Regions from separate parts of the Homo sapiens genome. Here region 1 is linked to region 2. The links are chromatin loops, found by intact Hi-C in ENCODE. Cell type or tissue: ovary. All regions are shown on one strand.

Region 1 (2,500 bases), 140 kb after region 2:
GCAGAAGAGAAGGTGATTTGAAGACAGAGACAGAGATTGAAGTGACGTGGACACAGAATGCTCAGGAAGGAAAGAGAATCATTGCTTCCCTTTCTGCAGTTTGTTGGTAGGTGAGGTGGGCCCTGCAGAAAGATTAGCAAGCACAGAGGAAAAACTCACCACTTATTCCCACAGCTGTGTATATAGTTTTATAGGATTTCTAAACATTTTTTCCAAGGAAAAGTAAAGAACAATAACTCAAATATTTGGAAACAGGGTCAGCTTAGACAGGTCTAGAACACGGTCTGAAGGTACAACATATGAACAACCCTGTTTCTTCCAGTGCCGGAGAGATGAATTCTCAGAAGCAGAAGATACACATTCATGAAGCCTTCATTCCCTGAGCTGTCTGTGTTCCAGAATATTTATCTGTGAATATATTCTCCAGTGAGTGACAATTTACAGTTAGTGAGATAATGCAGACAGCTTCAACCCCCGGTGCCTTGCAGCCAGGAATCCAGTCACAGGACCTGCAGCTTCACGAAGGGATGCTCAGTGGGTGGCTTGCATGCAAAGATAAACTCTCCCCTTTAACAAAAAGAACCTTCATTGTGCCCCAAGTGGGGAACAGGCCTCTGTGTTACTCAACCTCATCCATGGTAGTGTTGGTTTGGAAAATATGGACTAATGCCGTCTGTAGAACAAAGTCTACAGAATTAGAAACAGTGACATAGAAATGAGCTAAAGATGGCCTGTGGGTCCTGGCCCCCATGTTGTTTATTTCAAAACTGTGTTTACTTCTTTTTTTTTTGAGACGGAGTCTCACTCTGTCAACCAGGCTGGAGTGCAATGGCGTGATCTTGGCTCAATGCAACCTCCGCCTCACGGGTTCAAGCAATTCTCCTGCCTCAGCCTCCCGAGTAGCTGGGACTACAGGCACGTGCCACCATGCCAAGCTAATTTTTGTATTTTTAGTAGAGACGCGGTTTCACCATGTTGGTCAGGCTGGTCTCCAACTCCTGACCTTGTGATCCGCACACCTTGGCCTCCCAAAGTGCTGGGATTACAGGCGTGAGCCACCGGGCCCGGCCAAAACTGTGTTTACTTCCTAATGGCCTGTTCCAAACTCAAATTTTACAATGCAATTATTTTAACAACAGCCCAAAGAAGAATACTTTTAGCCTTTTAGAAAATACTTACTTTGCATGTCCAGAAAATTTCAACCACATCTACTCGCAGTAAGATAAACCCCAGTTATGAAAACCTTAAACCAGAAACTCCCCACTGTGCTGCTGTGAGGCGTCCCCTAGACACACAGCCCCTTGTCCAGTGTCCCATCGTTTCGAGAAGCAAGCCTGGCAGCTTATTCTCTGCACAGATTCCTGCTGGGAGGGGCTTCTCTCTGCAAACCTGACAAAACGTCACCCAATAAAGTCATGTGTGCGACTGCCCCCCTGTGGCCATCTCTTTTTCCTTGATGAGCCCGCAAGTCATTCCAATCCCGTACAAATCGGATCACAGTGTCCACCCCAAACACTGACTCCAGGGTCATGAACACAAACAGTTCCACTTCTAAGACTCTTGCCAAGTCTTACGAATAATGCAGTTGCTCCCAGTTTTATGGACCCCAAACTAACCGCATCAGGAAAAGGAGACACAGCCATAATAAACCCCACCTGTATAAGTCCTCCCTCATTCAGGTGACCATGGTTCATGTTAGAGACACTCAGAGGCAGAGGCCTGCCGCACACCTAGATCCGAATGGAGGTGGTTGTGACACCTTCTGATCTGTGTCCACTGTGGAGTGACCAGCTTTGTCTGCTGTTGTGAAAGCCTTGGCATAATGTGTCAACAGATAAGAAAGGGAGGTTTCTAATCAGAATTAGTAATATTATCCTTTAAGTCTATAGGTAATAAAGAGTAATTTCAAAGCTCTTTTCTGACTAAAAAAGATTTCTACAAAATTTCACAATTTATATTTATGTACAGCAACAGATCATGAGATTTTTAAAAATCACAATGGTAACCTTCTTAACGATGTATTACTAAGTTTCATAGGAAATAGCAAGACTATCTTAAATTCAAGCTTCTTAAGGAATACTTTGCAAAAACAACATTTTCAAGAATTGACCTTTAGTAAAAGAAAACCTGACAAATTTTTTTATTGTTAGTCACTTCCCTGCAATTCAAGTTTGTTTTTAATTATAGATAGAACTGATTCCTCATTTAATACCCTTTCAGAATAATTATTTAAAACTTACAATATGATGCACCATCTCGTTCTACTTTAGTTAGGCTGATTGTGTTTTCTTTTTCTTTTCCTTCAGCCTCTGATGTTTCTATTGTTCACTAGTATGATTATTTAGGAGTCTCACTTTTTGAAGAATAAGAAGCAGGTTTGAATTGGTTAATAACATAAGAAAAAGTCAAGTGCACAAAAGTTACGAAATTTAATGAGAAAAGAGTAAATAAAATTGACATAGTTTTCTACAGTTTACTGTGAGCCTTTAATCAAATTTCT
Region 2 (2,500 bases):
GGCAGAGGTCCCTGCGGCTTTCCGCAGTGCACTGTGCTCCTGTTTTATTGAGACTAGAGAATGGCGATGACCTTTACCAAGTATACTGCTTGTAAACATTTTGTTAACAAGGCATATCCTGCACAGCCCTAGATCCCTTAAACCTTGATTTTATACAACACATATTTTTGTGAGCTCCAGGTTGGGTCAAAGTGGCTAAGGCAAAGTGGCTGGGGCAAAGCTACAAATTAACAACATCTCAGCAAAGCAACTGTTTAAAGTACAGGTCTTTTTCAAAATGGAATCTCTTATGTCTTCCCTTTCTACATAGACACAGTGACAGTCTGATCTCTCTTTCTTTTTCCTACGTACTGAACATGTACAAAATTTTCTTCTTGTCATTATTCCCTAGACAACTACTGACACAGCATTTACATTGAATTAGGTATCAGAAGTAATCTAGAGCTGATTGAAAGTGCATGCAGTGTGTACATAGGTTGTCTGCAAATGCTGCGCTGTTCTCTATCAGGGGCTTGGGCACCTGCAATGTTGGTATCTTCAAGGGAGGTTCCTGGAACCAATCCCCTACGGATACCGAGGAATGACAGTATTTGGGTTTTGATAGAAAGCTGAGAAACCCAGAACAGAGATAACCTCCTAGCAGTAGAAAGCTGAGTTAAAATCAGGAGAAGGCAGTGGCTAAATTCACAGTCATTTTACACACAAGAGCAAAACACATGTTTTACAACAATGGAGGAAAAACTCAGTGATCGCCCACTGAAGTGAATAAAAGTTACAGTGATAGTTACAACAACACAGCAATAGGGTATACTGAGAAGGAAGATGTCCTTCAAGAGTTTAGGGTTTTGTTGGGGGAGCCAGAGCCTCTCTCAGGATGCACCCTCCTTTGGAAGCACTGACTTGGCCCCTGGGCCCATGACATGGGAATAGCATGTGAGCCGGCCGAGTCCCAGCAACCCCTCAATTCAGTTTGTCTCCTTAGACAGCATCCACCTCCCCAATCCTCCATCAGCTCCTTTTCCAGTTTCCCCCATCCTGCACTTGTGCAAGGCAGGGAGGGAGTTGTCTGTGCTTAGGACAATTCCTCACATTGCCAGGAGAGGGCAGCAGATCACTCTCCCATCCCAGTTGCTGCCTTGGCGCTGTCCAGGATTCCAGTCATTTTTCAAGGGTTATTGAGAGCTTATGGAATAGGAGACCATTCCAGCCTCAGTTTCGGCCAGGCACTGGGAATGCAAAGCCGACTGAGATATGGGGTCCCGCTCTGCAGGAGCCCGTGGTCTAAGAAGGCAAGGCAGCCATGGAAACAGAAACAGGTCTAAAGAGTGGGGTGAGGCACTGGGGCAGAAGGCTCTTCAGGGGACTGTGGGGTCCCCATGAGGTGGCGAGAGGGGGGGCATCGGAAAACACCCAGCAGGAAGAGGTGCTAGAGCTGAGTCTTGGAAGCAGGTAAGTTTTCCCAGTTCCTAGGCCAGGCAAGGCACCCCAGGCAGAGGAGCTGGGCCTCCCGTGACACCACAGGGCGGGCTTGGGCTCAAACACAGGGTGCTGGGGCAGGAGGAACATCTCAGGGAGGGGAGGATCATGGAGGGCTGTCCTCCCTGGCCATGCTAAGGAATCTGTACCAGGACCCAAAGGGAACCGGGAAGCCACTGAAGGGTTTAGGAGAAGGACCAAAGCAGACCTGCACTTTTACATGACAGCTTCCTGTTCTGCCTGTGGAGGATGGACATGGCAGGATGGAGAAGGGAAGGCCTGAAGGCCACTGGCCAGGTCAGCTTGGCTTGAACTGGGTAGGAGAGCGACGGTGGTGGTCTGAACTAAGGCAGGAGCAGTGGGAGTGGAAAGCGGGGTGGGCGTGAGGTTGAAATGACAGGTCTTTGGCTGGATGGGGGCTGGGCCGGATGAGGGCAGAGGTCTTTCAACTTTCTGGCTTTAGTGGCTGGAGTGAGTGCTGGTGGCAGCTGATGAGACAAAGAACACAGGGGAGGAAGACATCTCTGGAGAAAGACTATGAGTCGTTGACAAATATGGGGCATCACCCAGTCCCCCATTTCATTCCCACTATACCCCCTAATCTAGATCCTTGCTATTTTTCATCAGTTCTGAAATACTGGCTTCTTGTTGGGTCTCACAAGGTCCAGTCTCTCTGTTGGAGGTGCCTGGGAATTCTATATTTCAATACGTGCTTATGAACAACCTGTCTGGGGCAGGCACTGTGATGAGTTCCTTCTCCTACAGAGCTTATGGCCTAGTGCAGAGCGAAGGTAGTGAAGGAAGAGACAGACGGTGAAGCTCATGGTTGAAGTCCAGTGTGCAGCACGGTCTCATGAGTCTTCGAACAGGCTGCAAGGAGAGCATTCCAGGTGGGGCCTGCGATCTGGACTTCGGAGTGTCGAGGAGGTTTCCTAAAGGAATGCCATCTGGGCTCAACTGGATGTGCAGGGGCTCCCTGGTGAGGGGGTCGGGTGGCAGCAGGCCAGGGCTGGGGAGAGGGGCT

Evidence for each region. A loop is a pair of places that touch in the nucleus more often than their neighbours do. Peaks named below come from ENCODE experiments on the same cell type or tissue, not always from the same donor. Only the 100,000 strongest peaks of a DNase experiment are listed, where the experiment ranks them.
Region 1: it touches region 2 in a loop (4-fold over the local background); 76 of 110 quality-filtered maps call a loop at or near these places.

Annotation. Positions count from the first base shown.
Region 1 is chr22:16,916,534-16,919,033 of GRCh38, reverse strand. No RefSeq gene overlaps it. Among named protein-coding and RNA genes, the nearest start is that of GAB4, 90 kb to the left of the region's middle. RefSeq lists a silencer at 1,327-1,376. In ovary, no CTCF peak of the experiment used is centred here; a DNase peak (open chromatin) is centred at 1,443.
Region 2 is chr22:17,056,981-17,059,480 of GRCh38, reverse strand. CECR7 (cat eye syndrome chromosome region, candidate 7) reads right to left here. Exons shown (of 4, transcript NR_152826.1): 4 at 1-1,964. Among named protein-coding and RNA genes, the nearest start is that of CECR7, 22 kb to the right of the region's middle. RefSeq lists enhancers at 952-1,452, 2,457-2,500. In ovary, a CTCF peak has its summit at 1,090 (motif pointing right); a DNase peak (open chromatin) is centred at 1,120.